Linked DNA regions of Homo sapiens: region 2 is linked to region 1. A link is a contact called in ENCODE Hi-C or POLR2A ChIA-PET data. All regions are on one chromosome and are shown on one strand. Each heading gives the region's core, a stretch centred on a gene start or an enhancer-like site at or near the end of the contact. The rest is flanking DNA. Distances are from core to core; before and after follow the strand shown. Region 1 overlaps MIER1 (MIER1 transcriptional regulator). Region 2 overlaps C1orf141 (chromosome 1 open reading frame 141).

What was found. Hi-C counts contacts between places; a loop is a spot of excess contacts on that map. ChIA-PET counts read pairs that join two places held with the same protein, here RNA polymerase II (POLR2A). Pooled maps may share reads with other maps.
Region 2: a map with no recorded cell type shows a loop between it and region 1 (9-fold over the local background). The contact joins two enhancer-like sites. A Hi-C loop is called at or near these places in 10 of 37 single-sample maps with no recorded cell type and 6 of 50 pooled maps. POLR2A ChIA-PET finds 5 or more read pairs at or near these places in 2 of 52 experiments (PC-9 and activated naive CD8-positive, alpha-beta T cell).

The regions. Positions count from the first base shown.
Region 1 is chr1:66,978,172-66,984,286 of GRCh38, forward strand. MIER1 (MIER1 transcriptional regulator) reads left to right here. Exons shown (of 14, transcript NM_001077700.3): 13 at 3,608-3,747. It also overlaps a transcript of SLC35D1 not described here. Among named protein-coding and RNA genes, the nearest start is that of MIER1, 56 kb to the left of the region's middle. Within about 2 kb of position 3,685, at least 9 of the 41 ENCODE cell types and tissues checked have a DNase peak (open chromatin) inside an H3K27ac peak, as active enhancers do.
Region 2 is chr1:67,109,903-67,115,814 of GRCh38, forward strand. C1orf141 (chromosome 1 open reading frame 141) reads right to left here. Exons shown (of 8, transcript NM_001276351.2): 5 at 5,450-5,562. Among named protein-coding and RNA genes, the nearest start is that of C1orf141, 22 kb to the right of the region's middle. Within about 2 kb of position 2,714, at least 2 of the 41 ENCODE cell types and tissues checked have a DNase peak (open chromatin) inside an H3K27ac peak, as active enhancers do.

The sequences.
Region 1 (6,115 bases), core at 2,435-4,934:
GGCAACAGAGCGAAACTCCATCTCCAAAAAAAAAAAAAAAAGATGTGCTTGTATGTTTATTTGATCTTGCTCTTCAGACTCCTAAACTGCACTGTTTCTTGATCAAGTTCATTTATAGGTAGGTATCTCTGCTGGTCACTTCCTTAGAAGGTCAAATGCTCTAAAGCCCACAGTAAAACAATCTGAAAGAGAATAAATGGGTATGATTCACCCTTGGAAATCATGGGACAATGGAGTGTGTACATCATCCCCCATTATTCAAAGCTGGTGATTGCTAAAGTGGAATTTCATAAATAGCAGTATTGCAAATTTTATCTAATTGCTTAATGTTAAATTTATAGTTAATTTTTTTTCCATTGGTAGTATTCAAGCATAATAATATAGAATTAGATACAGCATCTAGTCTGCAGATATATCTTAAAATAGTCATGATTTTCAAGGTATTATATAGGGAAAAGCAATAGTAACATCTTTTATTTTTTTCAACCATTTCAGAAATAATGTTCACACGTGAGCTACATTCAGTCTGTAATCATCAGCAGTAACAACATAAGAATGGCCATGCTGGGTCAGACCCATGGTTCATCCAGTTTTCTCTTTCAGAAAGCATCACCAAAGTGTGGGCTGGCTTAGTTGGTCCTCTGTGATGTCAAGATCAACAGGTTAGGTAGGGATGTGCCACCAAATGTTCTAATTTCTCTATTGATCTCCCCATAGCTTCTGAAAACTTTTTGAAGATACTTTTATCTGTAACTTTAATGACTCTTAAGGTTAAATATTCTTTAGGTAGAGTGGCCACAGTTAAAAATAAACAATATCTTAATAGTGGTCACCTGGTATAATGGTATGACGTGAACTAATGTGTTTTTTCCCTTAGGCAGGAATACCATGGTTTTGTAGGCTTCAGTTGTAGCCCCACTGGGTTGTTTTTTTTTTATAAAGTTTATTTAACTGAAAGAATCATACTTTTTTACTGAGACTCTTCCCTTTTAGCTGTGTTATGTCTTCTGTAAGAAGCAGTGACCAAACTACATTTCTTTCCAGATGGGGATAAATTTTTCTGGTTTGCTTCCATTACCATCTCTTTCTGTTAATAGCTGCACTTTAAGTGACTTCATAAAACATTAAGCTAATGTGTTTAGAGAGAAATTTGAGTGAATTTTCTCATCCTTCTTTTTAGGTCAAAATCCATAATTCAGAGCACATTATCCTGAAAGTCATTTGTTCACCAGGATGAAACACATTTTCCCCTTTTCTGCCTACAAACAGCCTTTGAAAGATTCTGCTACACATTGTCCCTATTTACTACCTGGAAGAATTGGGAACCTTATTGGAGATTTCATTGTAGAATACTCAGCTTTCCAAATAATTTTTCCAAAAACTAAACATTAACTCAGCATAACTTTGATTACCTGAATGCTGCTTCAACTTTCTGGATGGTTTGTCTGATTCTGCCCTTTCCTGAATATTCTGGATGCTATTAATCTTTAGGAAACAATGATAATAATAATTACTATCCTTTCACAGAATTATGACTATATCCAGAAATTAAAAATAATTTTGATATCAACTCTTGTTTCCTTTGCCTTGGCTTTTTTTTTTTTTTTAAAGACGGAGTCTCAACCTGTTGCCCAGGCTGCTGGAGTACAGTGGCGCAATCTCGGCTCACTGCAACCTCCACCGCCCGGGTTGAAGTGATTCTACTGCCGCCGCCTCCCGAGTAGCTGGGATTACAGGCATGCGCCACCACACCCGGCTAATTTTGTATTTTTAGTAGAGACAGGGTTTCTCCATGTTGGTCAGGCTGGTCTCAAACTCCCAACCTCAGGTGATCCACCTGCCTCGGCCTCCCAAAGTGCTGGGATGACAGGCGTGAGCCACCACACCCGGCCTTGCTTTGGCTTTTAACTTCCTTCATATTATCCATTCCCACTATAACGTATTTATTTCCAACAATTCCTCATCATGTGTCTTCTGTTAGCCTTAGCACCTGAAGTCCCTTTGGGACTCACCACACTTATTTCTGTGTGCTTCAAATTTGTTATGTAATTTTTCTATAATTATGATGAGTAGCATAAAGCTGAAGAAGTCTTCAAGACCATCTAATTTAATTCTATATAGATTTATAGGTATTCAAGACCATCTAATTGAATTCCCTTCATTTATAGATGAGGAAAATAAGGCATAGAATGTAAATTGCATAGGTCATGGTCATATACATTTCTGAGATATGTATTAGTTTTATACCTCAGACTATTAGAAGTTTCTTGAAGTCAGGTATCACATCCCTATATTTGTTAAATCCCTATAACCTAGGAGACAGTGATGACCATATAGGTTGAGATAACTACAATTAATAGCATATTATAGACTATTAACACAGACTTTCAGAAAATTCCTCAGAGCTTCCACTGTTTCCTTCTTATTTACCCTGCTCACAAAATTCTAAGAGATTTGTCTTAATATTTCTATCATACTTATGCTGAAGGAATTTTAAGATAAATAACACAATTAGAATTTTATTGAGTTTCTTTCTGTTCTGTGCCTTGCACAACTTAGGTACCAGTGGTGCAGGTATAAACAAAGTAGACTAAAAATTCCTGACCTTGGGGAATTCTAGTGCAGTATCTAGTATCAGCAAACTTTTTCTGTAACAGGTAGAGAATAAATATTTTATGCTCTGTAGTAAGAAAGGACTTAATCACACTACTCAGTTGTGCAGTTGTTGCAGGAAAGCAGTCATAGACACTATGTAAACAAAGGTGTGTGGCTGGGTTCCAATAATACTTTATTTACAAAAAACAGATGGCCAGCCCACAGGCTATAGTTGGCTGACTTTTATTCTAGTGGTTTAGTAGCACTTTTTGGATTATGAAACATTTTTATGTACATATATAATACAATAACCATGTGTGTTAGACATATGATTTATCTACATTTTGTAGGTGATACACTAAACCTGAGAGAGACAAATCTCTATCCCAGATCTGCTCACCAATGTCACTTAACCACAGTTACGTAGTTCAGGAATGATTTAGAGAAGAAATGAGCTCACATACAATGAGAAAGTGACAGGATAAAACCAGCAGATAATCCCAGGAATTTAGTTAGCATCTTATAGCTCAGATCTGGCAGAAATATAATACCAAAAATATCCAGGAAGGTTTTAGGAGGTAATCAGTCCTTTTTGTTAGGCTCAAATTTGTCTTTTAGGTATCGCCTTTAGGAGCTTTAAAATTCAATCTATGTTTGTACAGAAATTCTTTTGTACTTTTACTAGACATCACCCCTATCACTTCAGTTAAGAGATCTTCCAGTTCTAGTTGGGCCACTCTGAGCACCTGCCTACAACTTTACAAGCTTTAAAATTTCCTATGGGTCTCTAAAATTTGTTACTTTAAAGCCGTTATGCATTTTTCCTATAAACATGTAACCAAAAGGAGCTTTTCATTTAAATATTCAGATCCTGGTATGATAGATGAAGCACTGGAATGAATGTTAAGTGAATATTAGGATATATTTGTTAAGAAAGCCTTCTGAATTTAACCTCAACTAATTTTTAATTTTCAGCTCTTTTTAATATAAAAATTGTTTTATTAATTTTAAGGGATTACATGGATCGTCTTCTAGACGAAAGTGAAAGTGCTGCATCTAGTCGAGCACCATCCCCTCCCCCAACTGCATCAAACAGTAGTAACAGCCAGTCTGAGAAAGAAGATGGCACTGTAAGCACTGCTAATCAAAATGGTAAGCAACCAGAGAAACATTTCTCTTTCTTCATAATAAGGGACACTTTCTTGCAGTGACTTGGGAAATTCCGTTTGGGTTTCTATTAAACTTCCAGAGCAGAAAGTAAAAAATGATAACACATGAGACAAACATAACATCAGCATACATATATACTAACAGAATACAAAGTGATTGGACATCACTAAAAAGTAATTTTAATAAAGCCTACTGTCAACAGTGACTATTTCTTGTAAGAAATTTGTTCTTTTTCAGTAGCATCTCTTTTCCTGTCTTGTCTAGTTGGGTTGATGCCTAGATACAAGTATTTATGTTAACTCTTAGGTCAAAACCCTGCAGTTTCACATGAGATATACAGATCATTGCAAAATACCTTGATGTAAGGTAACAAGTGCACTGTTTTGAATATTTAAGTTCTCTTTGATAGCATAATAACCTTGAATAATGAGAAAAGATAAAGCCGGTATCAACCTGTATATTAATATTCTACAGAAATATTTGTTTTTCTCTCCAAGAAAAAGAGAAGAAAAAGGCATACCAATTGTTTGAGGTTCAGATAGTGTTTCCGTTTAAAATATACAGTGGACCAGAGATCACTGTGCTGATCAGTAGTAAGAGCCAGAGAATTATTTTGATTTCTTCTTTGATTAAATGGTCTTTTTAAGTAAAAGAGTTCCAAGAAGAAAGTAATAAGCGCCACCCCCAGCTCCTCTGAGGAAACTGGTGATAGGAGAGTACCAGTGAAGAGCTGACTTCTTCCTGACAGAAACTGGAAGAGAAACACTGTGAAAGCCTTGATCCTCTTCTGACCTTTGGTCTCACATTGGTCCTGCTGGAGTGTATATGCTTAGTTCATTTCATGACCCCTCTCTGTTCCCTCACTACTTCTAGGAATAAACCAAACAAACAAAACTTAGGGCCCAGTAACTATGTCCTGGTCCAAGAAGGTTTATTGACTTGATGTCTAATGTTTGTCACGTCCATTCTGAAGTAGAATAAGATGCTGAGACTCTGACCTTGGGACTAACCGTATAGGCTCAAGGGAGGCAGACAGTTGGTACTACTATTGTTTTTCCTGTTTGTTCTTAACATATTAACACCAAATCATTTTCTTTTCCTTTTTAAGAAACTATTTGATGAGAACATGCTGTTAGGCTAGGAAAGTGTTCATAAGTTACTTATAAATTACTTGTAGCTCAAAAGCCACTCAACATTACGTACAGTCAAAACTGCCAGCTTTTTCAAAGGAAGGAAGGAACTTTTCATCCCAATGTTATATTACTTTTTTATATGGGGCTTTAATTAGTACTTTGAAATCTTACAGTTATTTTTGACCTAATCACAGTCGTCAGCTAGCTTTTTGGACTTGTTCCTACAGAATTGTTCTCTTCAATATATTATGATGCATAATCCCCATGTGCATTCATGATTTGAGTGCATTGAGTTGGTCAAAATAGAATATTTTCTTCTATCAGAATACAGTATTTGAGGCTCATCCTTTATGCCGAATATTTTTCAAGCAATTAAATTGTAATTATTCAGTGATGCACCCTATATTTTACTTCTTATCACCAAAATTTGCATTCCATTTTACAGTCAACTCTAAAATGAACTTTTGTTTTCTTTTATTAGAATAATTTTGCTTTTACTTTTCTCACCTACTATAGAATTTGTATTTACTTTTTAAGTAATTTGTATTTACTTAAGTAAATAATTTAGCACTTTCAAGTATATGCTTGGATAGTGCGGCATTAGTTTTTTAACATTATGACAGATTATTTAAGTCTACTTAGGTAAATAGTGTGTGATCATCTTTTTTTTCTTTTTGAGACAGAGTCTCGCTTTGTCGCCCAGGCTGGAATGCAGTGGCACAATCTCGGCTCACTGCAACCTCCGCCTCCTGGGTTCAAGTGATTCTGCTGCCTCAGCCTTCCGAGTAGCTGGGAGACGGTGCACGCCACCACTCCTGGCTAATTTTTGTATTTTTAGTAGAGACAAGTTTTCACCCTATTGGCCAGGCTGGTCTTGAACTCCTGACCTCATGATACACCCGCCTTGGCCTCCCAAAGTGCTGGGAATACAGGCGTGAGCCACTGCACCCAGCCTTGTGTGATCTTTTAAAGTACAGTTCCCATAGATTTACATTAAGAATAAAAAAGTCATGACATCTTGCTTTTATATGGCAGTTTACTCAAGCTTTTTAAAGAAAGAGCATTCATCTTGCTTTTACGTGGTTTTAGAATGTTGAAAACCTTTTGTTAAATCTGAGTAATTTACTGCATTTTCCATTAATTCAGCTTAGTTAGACTGCTGGATCCAGTGCTTGTTTGCTGTCACATATACCTAATATGCTTTTAACATATGCCAA
Region 2 (5,912 bases), core at 1,464-3,963, 130 kb after region 1:
GGCATTTTTTTAGTAATAGATAGAGAAAAAAGAGTCCATTGTTGTTAAATTGTACCCACTGAGAAGAAAGGTAATCCAAGCACATTACTTTGTTCGGTAATGATTATTACAGAGACATTACTATAATGTAAATGAAATGATTATTTATAAATAATAATATAAATGCTGTTAATAGTATTTTGAGTTTTAGAATTAACCTACAAACAACTTAATCAGAGTTCAAAGCTGAATATAATAGTTGACTTAAAAAATGTGAAAGTAAATAAATATATACTTGACCTAGGGAAGAAGTGTGGAAGATAGTTGGAAGACAGGATAAAACTGTTAAGATCTTCATCATATATAAAGGGGAATCAGGAGTTAGTGATTAAAAATGATGGGAAAAAAGTTAGATATATTATTTCAAGTTGCAAAAATTAACAATAGAAGAAAGGAAAAAAGTAACTATCAAAGATCCAGAAGAGGAAAGTGGGGAGAGGCAGGATGCACGGTGGTATAAACAATCTTTGTTATTGATTTTCACTAGATAATGTTTAAAGTTGATAAATTAAAATCAGCAGTAGAAACTCATTCTTTAGAAATATGGAGTTAATCTTATAAGGTACTGAAACCCAAAAAGGTTAAACTTGGTTGCTTCTGAAAAGAGGAAATTAGAAGAGGAAGCAGAGAATGAAAGGGCTGTGTGTGCTTATTAGTGTTTCTCTACTATTTGCATTTAAAATATCACATGGATATTTCTATTTTTAAAAAACTAAAATTTTATAATTTTTACATAAGATGCTAGTAAATGTATTATGATAAGTAACCTGATTGTGACGTTATGTTGTAATACATAGCTTGGGGGACTTTTATTAACCATGAACCTAAATAAAACATGAAATTAAATAAACCATGTAGATGAAGATAAAACTGATAATCCTTTTAATATTTTTTAAATTATAAAATATAGGAATATGCAACAAAAATTTGTTATTAATTATGGCCCTAAGTCTGTATTTCTCCATATTTCTTTATATATATATTATATATATATAAAATACAAAAATTAATACTTAAGAGACTCTCTAAAGTGACTTTCCCTTGCTAATTCTCTGGTTTAATTTATCTCTATAGTTCCCTATATAAAAACTACTGAATGATGTCCAAGGCACACTCAATGCTCAGAGCTAGTCACTCTTCAGCATGCCCATGAACTTCTGCTGAAGTGATTATCAAGAGTCAATAGTGTTGGTTCCAAACCTCTTTCTGGTAGTTGCTATTGCAATTATGTAATTTAATTAACCACCACACATAGCATACTCAAAAAAAGGTCTTGGTTACACATTAAAAGATTAACAAATTGATATATATTTTTATTTAATAAATTTGGATGTTTAAGTTTTACATGTATGTTTTTTATGATGCTCTGTCTTAACTGACTTTATAAGTGCTAGTCCTTACCATGTTCAATAATCTCTACTGTATTGAAATATCTCCAACAAATAATATATTATCTTCTCTACTGTCTCCATACATAAAGTTTTACATAATATCAGAGATGAAATCACTTTAACATTTTATCATTTTGAATCCTAAAATTCACTTGAATTTTGGATTTGTAGGAGCATATATAAAATTATTAGGACTAATTTGAATTTCTATTAAGTAATTACTGAGTATACAAATTACACCTACCTCAGTTGTATCCTTAAGATAAAGATAGGGTCTAATAGATCTTGATTTTAGATGTTCTTCTACTGGCTCTAAAGAAACAAACATAAGTATTTCCATGCTATTAAGTTACTTCTAATTAAACCCAATCAACCATTTTCTCCACTGCAGTAAACTTTTAAGAAATGTAAAAGAATAATTTTATTTACTTACATATGCATTGCTTGTACATGGTTAGAGCTAAATCTATTTTAGAATAATTTGCCTTAAAGTGAATTTCTATTAACAGACTATAACTTTCAATTATTTACTATTATATGATAAAGCTATATTGTCTTGGAAAATGATGGATTTCTAAATAAAATAGAATCATATGTGTTATTCAAAAAATATTTTGGCTAATTCCTTTGAAAAGAGAAATAGAAATAGTCCCTTCTACCTGCATTTCTCTCATATTCAGTTATGAGTTTTAGTAATCTGAATTATCATCCAATGGATATTCTTAAAGTAAGTATGGTGCAGGGGTCAGGCATACAGACTTTGGACTTAGATAGCCTGGGTCCAAATTGCACCTTTTTGTGTGGGTTACATAGCCATAGCCATAGGAAAGTTACTTAACATCTGTGAGTCTTACTTTCCTCATTTGTTAACTGGAAACAATAGCACTTATAGAAATACTTTCTGAGTTAAATGAAATAATAGATGTAACAAATTTAATACGGAGTCTGGTAGTCATTCAATCAATAGTTATTTGTTGATCAACTATATGCCAGACACTGATGGACTCTGGAATTGTGACTCCTGCCCAATGATGCATACATTTTAGTGGGTAATATGGAAAATAAACAAACAAAAAAACAAGACATTGGACTTGTGCAGTGGCTTACACCTATAACCCCAGCACTTTGGGAGGCCAGGACAGGTGGATCACTGGAGCCCAGGAGTTTGAGACTAGCCTGGGCAACATGGTGAAACCCTGTCTCTAAAAAAAAAGTACAAAAATTAGCTGAGTGTGGTGGTGTGTCTGTAGTCTCAGCTACTCAAGAGACTGAGGTGGGAGGATTACTGAGCCAGGGAGGTCGAAGCTGCAGTGAGCCGTGACCACACTGCTGCATTCCAGCCTGGGCAACAGAGTGAGACCGTGTCAGAAAAAGAAAACCACCAAAAAACAAAAAACCAAGGGGTGAATAATTGAAATTTATTCTGTAACAGAAATAAACACACTTTGGTGAGGGAGAACCATAAAAGAGGTATATTGTTGATAGCGTAGTCAGAGGACGCCTCTCTGAACAGATGACATTAACCAAAATATGCAAATGAGCTACAAGTTGCATGAATAGAGTATTGGTGTGTCTAGGCAGAGGGGAAAATATATATTCCTTTCAGGCAATCTGGTAGTTGTACTGAAAAGAGGCTAATGAAGTTGCAATTTGTTTATTTATTTTGAGATAGAGTCTTGCTCTGTCGCCCAGGCTGGAGTGCAGTGGCACCATCTCAGTTCACTGCAGTCTCCACCTCCTGGGTTCAAGTGATTCTCATGCCTCAGCCTCCCAAGTAGCTGGGATTACAAGTGTGCACCACCACACCCGGCTAATTTTTGTATTTTTAGTAGAGATGGGGTTTCACCATGTTGGCCAGGCTGGTCTTGAGCTCCTGACCTCAAGTGATCTGCCTACCTTGACCTCCCAAAGATCTGGGATTACAGGTGTGAACCACCCTGCCTGGTTGAAGATGCAATTTAAATGAAGGCCAGGGAGGTAGGGAATGAGGCTGAATACACACACAAGGTTCACAATATACAGGTCTTTGTTTCTTTTCTTTCTTTTTTTTTAGATGGAGTTTCACTCTTGTTGCCCAGGCTAGAGTGCAATGGTGCAATCTCAGCTTACTGCAACCTCTGCCTCCTGGGTTCAAGGGATTCTCCTGCCTCAGCCTCTCAAGTAGCTGGGATGACAGGTGTGTACTACCATGCCCGGCTAATTTTGTATTTTTAGTACAGACAGGGTTTCGCCATGTTGGTCAGGCTGGCCTCAAACTCTTGACCTCAAGTGATCCACTTGCCTTGGCATCTCAAAGTGCTGGGATTACAGCCATGAGCCACCGTGCCCGGCCAGGTCTTTGTAAGAAGTACAAGTTTCATACTAAGTACAATGAGAATCCGCTGAAGAGGCTTTAATCAGGATCAGCCTACTTTTAAAAGATCACTATATGATTTAAGGAAAGAAAATGGATTAGAGATTTTTGCTACCATTATGGAAGGCCAGGTGATTAGTAACAGCCCTCCTGCTGAAAACACCTTAAAAGGCTAGATTGAATATTTTTTAAAGTCTAAAGAGAATCATTGACTTAAAAGATGATAAGGGATCCCTGGTCTTAAATCTAGGAGAAGATAAGAACTCAGATAGGGAAGCCCAACATGCCAAGCCACTTTTTCCCTGAGAGTATTTGTGATGTGAAGGTAAGATCAAGTTTTGGAAGCTTCATGGCTTGAGATAGAAAAAAACAAAAAGCTGACCAAAGGTCCAAAGTTTTGATATTTAAATGTTCTCCAGTTCCCTTCCCCCACACACAAAAAACCCCCACACCTATTCATTTTACCTGGGATCCAAAAGGGTTACAACCTTAGGGTGAACTAGAATAGTTAAGATTGCCACCTGGATGTTTTAGGGAAAGTGAAGCCTTGAATGCTTTAGTATGTTCTGACAAGTACTGCCTCCATATACCTGGCATAAACAATAAAAAAAAAAAAAATCTTTTCTGGAGTAACGTATCATCACCCTAGTTCTCAAATTGTTCCTATAAATAATTTTCCAAATACCGTCCAGCACACATTCAAAGATAATAAGACACATAAGGAAATATGACATTATGAAAGTGAATCATGAGAAATAAAATAACAATGTGTATAACAAATCCTTTGAGAAATCAAGTTATGAAGCATAATAGAGAAATTAAGCAATAGGGGGTGATGTGGAGTCAAGAAACCTCAGTTAAGAAGGTTGATGAGAATTATGCAATTGAATGATTGTTTGATAATGGAGAGAAAGAGAAAAACGAAGGCAACACGAAAAGCTCAAATTCTCTGAGAACTGATAATGCTGATTCCTAGCTCACGGACTCCTAAAATTTCTTTTTTATTTTGAGATGGAGTCTCGCTCTTGTCACCCAGGCTGGAGTGCAGTGGCACGATCTCAGCTCACTGCAGCCTCTGCCTCCTGGGTTCAAGCGATTCTTCTGCCTAGTCTCCTGAGTAGCTGGGATTACAGGCACGCACCACCATGCCCGGCTAATTTTTGTACGTTTAATAGAGACGGGGTTTCGCCATGTTGGCCAGGCTGGTCTCGAACTCCTGACCTCAGGGGATCCACCCGCCTCGGCCTCCCAAAGTGCTGGGATTAGAGGCGTAAGCCAGCGTGCCCACCCAGCCAGATTCCTAAAATTTCTAACTTGAAAGTAAGTTTCTATTAAGCAAGCTGTTCATACTTGACTTCTAAAAAACAATAACAAGGAAATTCTCAGCATTGAGCTGAAAGGAAACTCAGAGATTTTCTTTCTAGAAGAAAACAACACATAACACTATAAACATAAAAATATATTCCTATTTTGTGAATTGTATAAATTGTCCATTCTGATATTTAACATCTCTTCTTCTTAGTAAGTTCTTTTTTATAGTTCATGGAAATGCTTTTGACAGAGATCAAATTATCAAGAACCTTTAAGACACACATCGGTAAATAATAAAATAAATAAAGCACCCATTAATAAATCAAAGAAGTAAATATGTTACACAAAGCATTACCTGTTGACTCACTTTCTTTATTTTTTACATTTGTTTGAATAAAGAATGGTCTTAAATTTGACTTTTCAAAATTACTCTTTCTAGGTTCAGGCTCACATTTGAAAGAGACATGCCTGGAAGAAATAAAAATTAATTTAAATTAAAATAATGAGAAAAATTACAAAATAAATCTAAAAAATAAATTTGGAGGAATGTGAAGTCCTAGTTATACAGACTTGGATGTTATGTTAATGTTGTCACAGTACCAAGTGTGAAACATTGGACTGATTAAATAGGAGCTGAAAATATTAGTTTTAGTCGTTTAAAGTGGAGGGGGACAGAAAACTACTTGCTGCTGTGATAGCATTGAGGGCACTCCAAGAAACTTATTCACAAGCTGATTAACCCTTTCAGAAAAATATGCTGGAAATAACTTCAGTGAGACATTGAGGACATTACTGGACCTGAATCAAAGTGGTGGGAC